2 separate regions of the Mus musculus genome follow, and region 2 is linked to region 1. The links are chromatin loops, found by intact Hi-C in ENCODE. Cell type or tissue: left cerebral cortex. All regions are shown on one strand. Links, peaks and the distances in the headings refer to the core of each region. The heading gives the core; the rest is flanking DNA.

Evidence for each region. A loop is a pair of places that touch in the nucleus more often than their neighbours do. Peaks named below come from ENCODE experiments on the same cell type or tissue, not always from the same donor. Only the 100,000 strongest peaks of a DNase experiment are listed, where the experiment ranks them.
Region 2: a loop joins it to region 1, with 9 times the contacts of the local background. A loop is called at or near these places in 22 of 42 quality-filtered maps.

The regions. Positions count from the first base shown.
Region 1 is chr12:71,707,890-71,712,511 of GRCm38, reverse strand. The region is part of intron 2 of 9630002D21Rik (a long non-coding RNA gene); the gene reads right to left. Among named protein-coding and RNA genes, the nearest start is that of Gm46356, 81 kb to the right of the region's middle. In left cerebral cortex, for the core only: no CTCF peak of the experiment used is centred there; no DNase peak of the experiment used is centred there.
Region 2 is chr12:71,193,368-71,197,989 of GRCm38, reverse strand. It overlaps 2700049A03Rik (RIKEN cDNA 2700049A03 gene), which reads right to left. Exons shown (of 30, transcript NM_001163378.1): 26 at 4,601-4,622; 27 at 3,524-3,698. Among named protein-coding and RNA genes, the nearest start is that of 2700049A03Rik, 59 kb to the right of the region's middle. In left cerebral cortex, for the core only: no CTCF peak of the experiment used is centred there; no DNase peak of the experiment used is centred there.

The DNA of each region.
Region 1 (4,622 bases), core at 845-3,344:
TAGAAGGGTCTGCCAATGGTCATCTCTTACAGTGACGGCTACAGCTATTACAACCACAACTACAACAACAGCAACCACAAGTACAACCAGACTACAAACATGACTATTGCAACTGCAACCACACCACAACTCTTAACTACAACTGCTTCCTCTGGGATTAAGAATCTTCTCTTTCCGGAACCCTTTCACCCCCTAAAGAGGTAGTTGCCCTCTTGTTTTTCAGCACTGGGATACTTCCAACTCTTTAAATAGTTGCTTTCTACAAGTCTGTAAATAGTACCTCTGACTAAATGCAACCCCATTATCTTAGCGGAATGCACCCCACCCCCGCCAATCCTGCACTTTTTGTCTACTTACCACTTTCAGAGTGTATGTGTTCAGTATACTTAGCCTCCTAATATCACTGGTGCGGAAACTGAAGGTAAATAACTTGTCTATATTTATGCAGTTAAGACAAGGTTGTAGTTAATAGTTTGGTCTACTTAACATAAGAAATACATTACTTAGCAAGGCTCAAACTGCATTGTGGGAGGCATATTTGAGTACTTGTGGTTTTAGAGCCAAGAAGAAATTTGGGATTATCTGAGCAAAATAATAATAATAATAATAACAATAATAATAATAATAATAATAACAGTAATAAATAATTTTGGTTATGTCAGTGAAAGCATCCAGATTTTGGAGTGACCCCAGCATTTTGTGAAGAATAAAATGTAAGACTGTGTGTGCGTGTGCATGTGCGAGTGTGTGTGTGTGTGTTTAAGGCTGGATGATACTTGCGAGGAATTACAATTACAATCACAGCAGGTAAGAGTGACTAAGGTTTTCAGCTCCATGACTTCTATCCCGTCTCCCACATTATACCTGTTCCTCACATGAATAATTGTGATGTTAGGACATCAGATTACATCGCCCAGGAGAAAATACACAAAAGGCTCAGAAGTAAGTGTCTTTACCTGGTTCCCAGGACACACCTGTCATGGTTAATCTCCACTGTCAACTGGGCTGGGTGCAGAGTCACCCAGGAAGCACACCGCTGAGTGTGTGTGTGTGTGTGTGTGTGTGTGTGTGTGTGTCTGTGAGGTGTTTCCAGAGAGGCTTATTGAAGAAAGGAAGAGTAATCCTGAACATTGGCAGCTGCATCCCAAGAACCCTCTCATCCTAGACTGAGTGAATACAAAGGAAAGGGAAGAAAGCCAGCTGAGCCCAGCATCCCTTTCTGCAACCTGGGCCATCCAGGTGTGAGGAGTCCTAAGATACATTCTTGCCATAGTGAACTCATTTAAAAGAATCCTTCTTTTAAAGTTTCTTTTGTAGGACTTGAGCTGACTGGTGAGAAAAAGAATAAACAATTACCCTGGATTACCGTTCTATCGTTCTATCGTGAAAGGCAGGCAGCTTTAGTCTTAAGAGCTCTTCTGCTCTATCCCAAGTTGATAGACAGATACTCTGGCTCTCTTTCTCATCAACAGGTTGAGTTGATGTTCTAGTTTGCTTCTCTGTTGAGATGACAAAAACTATGCCCAAAACCAAGTTAGGAGGAAAGTGTTCATTTTGGGATACAAGTAACAGCCTACCACCAAAGGAAGCCTAGGCAAAAAGTCAACTCCAGAGCCCAGAAACAGGACTGAAAAGTACTGATCACAGTGCAATGCTGTTTACTGGCTTGCTCCCCATGGCCGTTTAGGTTGCTTTTGTACACAAGCCAGGACCATCTTCCCATGTGTAGTGCTGCCCATTGTGGGCTGGGCCTCCCACATCAACTGGCAATGATGAAAACGCCCCACAGACATGCCCACAGGCCCATCAGACAGAAGGGAGCCTTCAACCAAGGTTCCCTCTTCCAAGGTGACTTTGTGTCAAGTTGATGGGAACTAACCAGCTCAGTTGAAAACTTTGTAACAGAAGAAAACAAGGAGACAAGAAATATAAGCAATGCCTCTACTATTTGTGGGTGCTTTTCTTTTTTAAACATGAGACTAGAAATAAGAGAAGAGAGAATTGTGCCTGACAACATTTGCTGGTCAAAATTCAATTTTGACTGAAAAAATCCACACATTTTTCCTCTTTTGAAACCTTAATTGTGACAACCTTAACTTAACAAAAGCCATCTTTTCACTACTGCTGTAGAAATCATGCCCTTATGATTGAGACTAGCCAGTCACAGGAGACATTTACAGGGCATTTCATCCTGAGAAACAGTGAAGTCAGCTGTCTCTTTAGCCACATCTGGGAACCACCAGGGTCTAACTGCTCTGGGTGAGGTCCATCATTAATCAGGCACTTTCCAAAAGCCAGCTATCTTCTTCTGGGCTATTTTCTTTGGCCAACCCTTTACCTGCTGTGGTTATTTGATTTAAAGAAGCTATGCTGATCTTTTAGCTCAGTGGTTCTCAACCTGAGTGTCGAGACCCCTCTAAGGGTCAAACAACCCTTTCACAAGACTCATCCAAAACATTTCCATTATGATTCACAACAGTAGCAAAATTAGTTATGAAGCAGCAACAATGACAATCTTATGGCTAAGGGTCACCACAACATGAGGAACTCTATTACAGAGCCACAGCGTTAAGAAGGGTGATAACCACTGGCTCAGAGAGGCTGCTCCCTTGAAAGATGGAAGAGAGCTGAGAAAAAAAAACTGCTTGAAACAAAAGCTAACATTTTCTTGGGCAAATGTCCTAAGAATAGTTGCGGCATTACAGGACTGTCTATCTTGGGCTTTTAAAGGGAATTGGAACCCTAAGGCCCTTCCATCTTTGGATGCCCTTATGAAAATATTTCAGTGCAGGCTGGGCAGATTGCTCCGTGGGTAGAGGTGTGAGGTCTGATTGGTTCCTCCGCATTCACAAATAATGAAGATGTCGTAATGGTTCAACCTGTAACCCCGGCGTTGGGTGAGCAGAGGAATGGATTTCCCTAGATTACTGGCCACCTAGCCTTGCTGAAACAGCTAGTCTCAAACTCAGTGAAAGACCTTGTCTCAAAATAAAGTGGGAAATGACAGAGGAAGACATCTGACACTAACCTGTGGCTCTGCATGTATATGTGTGTTCATGTGCACACATACATATATCGAATACACAAATTAAAAATACAGTTTAATGGCAAAGTATAGCTATGGTGATTGGAATATAACATGGGTATTCAGCAAATTAGTACTTTTTAGTGAAGCAAAACACCGTAGAGCTATGCTATTGGAGAGACTGTTTCAATTCTCACATATATCATTTAGTTATAAAACCTATGGGGCTGAGATACCAGCTAAAAGCTAGAAACTGTATGTCTGAGTTAGGGGTCCTATTGCTGCAACAAAACACCATAACCAAAGAGCAAGTTGGGGAGGAAAGATTTATTTGGCTTACGCTTCAACATTGCTGTTCATCACTGAAGAAGTCAGGGCAGGCACCTGGCTGTAGGAGCTGATGGAAAGATGTTGCGTAATGGCTTGCTCCCCGCGGCTCGCTCATCTGGCTTTCTTTAGAACCCAAGACCGCCAGCCCACAGATGGCACCACCCATAATAAACTAGGCTCTCCCCATCAATCACTAATTAGGAAAATGTCCTACAGACTTGTTACAGACATATTTTATGGAGGCCTTTTCTCAAATGAAGGTCCCTCCTTTCAGATAACTCTAGTCTGTGTGTTGAGTTGACATAAGATTAGCCGGCACTCTGCGATGCTGGTCTTTGTCCTTTGATATTATCAGTCTATTCCTCGTGGAGCCCTACAGTGGAAACCTTTCACAAAGGTAGGCTGTGGATAAATAGTTCTTCAGGTCTCTGCTAAGTTAGAAGATAGGGTTGGGAAGTGTCTCACTTGGCTCACTGAGACACTTAAAAAACCGACCACAGACTTAATGAAAGAGGGTATTTCCAATTCAGTGCTGCCTCTACCACCAGGTTATCTTCCAAGTACCATTACTCTCTCTCTCTCTCTCTCTCTCTCTCTCTATATATATATATATATATATATATATATATATATATATGTGTGTGTGTGTGTGTGTGTGTGTGTGTGTGTGTATGTGTATATATATATATTTCAGTGTTTATAGAGGAAAACATATGGATCTTTGGTACTAGTGGAGATTAGCAATAATGCTCAAACATCGCAAGAATGTCCATTGACGGCCCCCCCCCCATCCTTTCTGGGAACTTCTGTAATACTGAGAAATGGACCCATCTCTGAGAGCCCTGGACCTAGAAACTTAGGGTCACACAGACTTGGGTTCCACTACTACGAAACTATTAAGAAACACGAAGACACATGGTTGATTGTTCTGAGCCTTCTTCTTGGCAGGACTGGTAATAGTAACGGTCCCTCTCTCTTACACTGAGGTTTCAGTGAATGGACACAAGGCACACATTCGTGTGCTGTCTGGCATCTACTAGACACAGTCAGCATTTTCTCTAGTCTCTTGCTCCAACTCAAATTTCCAGCAACAGAGATCTAAGAAGAAATTACATATCGTTTTGATATATTTAAGCGTTTTAGTTATTTTATTTTTAATCACTCTGGCAGGCTCTGAAACGCGCCGCCGCCTTTGTGCAGTGCTCAGATGTGACCTCTAGATGGCAGTATGAACTCAGCTGATGGAGGCAGTTACTTTGAAACAACA
Region 2 (4,622 bases), core at 1,373-3,872, 520 kb after region 1:
CACACAAAAATAATTACTACATCACAAGCGATCTGGGTACCACCTGAGACATAAGAAATGCTGGACAGGCGGTAAGAGCCAAGACTTAACTCCTAGTGTCTCTCAGGTGCTCTATGAGAGCCCTCTAGTGTCTGTTGGGTTCTTGCACTTTCCCAGTCAGCTGTGTTGCATTTTATGTTGTATAAAAACTAATCTGAAAGTATGTAGCAAGTGTAATACTCTTACCATATGCACAAAATGAGAAAAACAGCAATTTTATGTGTATTATACTGAAAACTTCAGTCCTGAATTTCTTTCAATTCTGAACAATCTAACGCTCTCGCTGAGCATGAAGCCAACACTAAATATTCCACAATGCTCTAATGTCTAATTTCAAATGTCCTAAAGTGTCATTTATTCAAGCTGGTGTAAGAATAAACTTTTTTTTTTCTGTTTTTTTGAGACAGGGTTTCTCTGTATAGCCCTGGCTGTCCTGGAACTCACTCTATAGACCAGGCTGGCCTCGAACTCAGAAATTAGCTTGCCTCTGCCTCCCAAGTGCTGGGATTAAAGGTATGTGCCACCATGCCCGGCAAGAGTAAACTTTTTTGTATTGTTGAAATTTATCTTTTGATTTTGGAATAAATTCTTAAATAAATACGGTAATATTTTATATCATTTTAACGCTCCTACTTCGGAGTCGTGGGTCTTTTGGCTTTGTTTGGTTTTGGTTTTTTGCTAGTGACACTACTTGTTGCCTACTTTATATTTATATTATAGTAATGACTATGAACAAGAAACAAGTTGAAGCAATTTTCTTATTCCAGTTCAAATAGACAATGAAAAAGTACAGACAACTAACAACATTACCAACTCATCTGGCCCTGAAAGTGCTAATGAACACACAAGGCAGAGGTGTGTGGAGACGCTCTGCAAAAGAGATGAAGGCCTTGACAACGAGGTGTGCAGTGGCCCAGTCATCAAACCTGGTGACAATCGTTCATTACTGAAGCGATGCTCTTATGACTACACTAATGTTGCCAAGAATTCAGTGTGGATCACTGATGGCCGCTAGACACTTGAATTAAGTTGGAAAAGTAGAAAAGTTGGGTGAGGACCTCATGAGATGACTAAAAAATAATTTATAAGTCATACCTTTGAACTTCCACCCTGTTATTCTATGCAGCGATAACCAAACATTATTTGATTGGACTGCAACATGGAGCAAAAAGTGGTTCGTATCTGACAACCATCAGTGACCAACTCAGAGGTTGGACTAAAAAGCTCCAAAACACTTCCCAAAGCTAAACTTGCATGGAAAGAAAAATCCTGGCTCCTGCCCGTGGCCAATCCATCCAGCCACGGAATCTTCCTGAACCCCAGGAAACCATGGCATCTGAGGAGCACTCAGCACACTGGGATGCTTGAGACACTCGCACACTGGGATGCTTGAGACGCTCAGCACACTGGGATGCTTGAGACACTCGCACACTGGGATGCTTGAGACACTCAGCACACTGGGATGCTTAGACAGCCCTGGCCAGCGAGGCCCAACTCTCTGTCAGCGTCTTCTCCACAACCACAGCCAACTACTTACTATAGGGACGACCCTTGAGTACTTTGTGTCAATAAAAACCTGATGGCCTATTAACAAAAAGCAGGATGTAGAAGGTGAAAGTTTCAGTAGACAGATTAAAACTCTGGTAGATAGAGGCAGGAGATTTGCCACCCAGATTCTGAGGAAGTTAGGCGTATGAAACTGAGGGGACTCGAAAAAAACAAAAAGAATAAAGAAAGAAACTGAGGGGAGGTAACCAGCCTTGTGGCAAACAGAAGAGTTTGCATAGGTGAAATAAGTTATGAGGCAGTCAGGGAACAAGTGTAGCAAAGGCCATCGCATTGTTAGTAAGCAGCCTCTAAGTGGACACTTGGGATTTAGGCACAGGCGGGAAAGCTCGGGGTTACTCAGCGCCCTGCGCAGCCAGTGCTTCAAAAGGTGAACGGACAGGGCCAAAGAAATTAGTACCAAGCTGTTGCCTGATACACCAGCTTCACTTATCTCACCAACCAACTGCTGCCTCTTTAAGCTTTTGCAGAACTTTTAGCAGGATGAGTATTTCCACAACCAGCAGAATGCAGAAAATACTTTTCAGGAATTTGTCAAGCTGCAAAGCATAGAGTTTTATGTTATAGAAATAAGCAAGTCAATTTCTTGTAGAAAAAAGCATGTTGATTATAATAGTTTCTATCTGATAAAGATGTGTTAGAGTTTAGTTACAGTGATTTAAATTTTATTGTCTAAAACCACAATTGATTTTGCACCAACCTAATACAGAATGCATTAATGAGTCTGGGAAAGTCAGAACCCACCTAACTGGCCAATTTCCATTTGCAAAGTTACCTACTCACAGAAACATAATTCTAATGAAAACTCACTGTTCACAGAAACTTTATGGTCTTTTTGTGGCTCTTAGCAATGCAGTGAAAAACCATCACCCACCATAAAATTCCCCACTCTGCCTTTTTACATTAGCTATAAGAGATGACCTTTGAACAGTGAAGTTAATGCCAAGTTTTCCACATTTTTGTGTTCATTCACTCTCCTTTATACTTTCCTTCCTCCCCACTTACGTATGTGCAAGACACAGAGACAGACAGACAGAAAGACAGACAGACCTAAGTACAGACACGCACATTTGTGCTTTGGGAACTTAGAATGATACCTAAATCATTTCAAAAGAAAATTACTGCCCAGTGTTCCTGAGCACAAGAAGACTCTGACACGCCTGGGGAGGACTATGTGTTATATACACTTCTTTGGGAATGAATTATAGTGTTTTGGCTGTGATTTCAGTGTTGGTGAATCAATCACAGAAACTAAATACAATGTCTTTAAACAGAAACACACATAAAGCCAGGTTAAATACCGATCATGTGACAACGTTCCAAGAGGCTTCCTGGAACCCAATCCTGTATTTCTCCTAAGAGTTCAGTGTTTCCTAATATATACGTGCTTAACTTATAGGCTACACTACCACAGACAATGAGAATTAACTCTATGCTAGTAATCGCCAAAGTGCTACAACAGAAATTGCAGTTACTCTTAAAGATAGCCCAAACACACTAAACACTACATCTGAGAAATCACACTCTATAGAGAACACATTTCTAGAGTGGTATGATCTCATTGAACTCTGTCTTAAACATGGCTATTGGTTCTGAGAGGTTATATTTTTCTAGTATACATTAAAATAGTACATCTATATTATAAATTTTTAAGTATGTATATTACAAAAATTGTCTCATATCCCTCCCAATGTGCCCATACGAATGAAGACACACAAAACATATTCAGGAGAAAGTGTTGTATATCATAGAAAAGATATAATAAAATCTTCAAGCCTTCATCTATTCATACAAAGAACACATCGCTGGATTGTAATGTAAAGTACACTACAGCAACAGCCTGGGAAGAATGTAAGAGACTGCAATAGGATTAAAGTAGTATTTTTTAGAAACACCAAGAAGAACTAGTTGTGTGTACCTGAGGCCATGTCAGACTGCTGCAATACCAGCCGAGGGTCTGCGTGCTGATAGGAGGGCTCTGCAGGAGAAGTGGGCGGCAGCATTTGGCCGGACGGTCCTGCTGAGATGTCCTCTGCTGCTTTCAGCACGAGCCTCTGTCCTTCACTAAGCTCACCCACGCTGTTATCCAAGTCCTTCAGTAATAAGAAAAACCATTAGGCCCATTATAGTAAATCATCCAAAGCAGGAACTCTCTTGTAAATATGATGATTCATAACACACAAGTGCTTATAATGTCACATTTCAGGTACACAAATAATAAGTCTAAAAAGTTAGGTTAGGGCCCAGCAAGACAGCTTAGCAAGTAAGGGCTACCATCTGTGACATCTGCTAAGGAATTCAATCCCTGGAACCCGAATGGTAGGGAAGAACCTACTACCCCAAGTCAGCCTTGACCTCTACATCTGGGTGTGCACTTGCTCCCACACACAGTAAGTAAGTACATGGAAACCTTTTCTGAAAACAAGTTTAAAAAGGCATTTGGTATTGTATGTGTATTCATATGTATGTGGGTGTGGGCTGGAACCGAACACACACACACACACACACACACACACATATACACACACACACATACACACACACACATACATACACACACACACATACACACACACACACACATACACACACACATACATACACACACATACATACATACACACACACATACACACACACACACATACATACACACACACATACACACACACACATACACACACACACATACATACACACACATACACACACACACACATACATACACACACACACACACACACACAAAATAATTGTATCTTTAAAGCTTCATATTTTTTTGTTGTGTTTTTAAATTGTAACATAAAAGTTTGGAGGAGATTGTCGAAATTTTTCTCAGTTACAAAGCTCAGTTCAATCTAGGTTAAAAGGACCATGACTCTGATTATAGAGTATCTTAAACACTGTCTTATCAAAATTAAAAGTTGGATATTTAATATTTTTCCTGTATTTATATCTAGCCCTCCCCCCAAAAATCTTTATGGTTGAAAAGTACCTCCTCTTGCTGTGAAACTAAT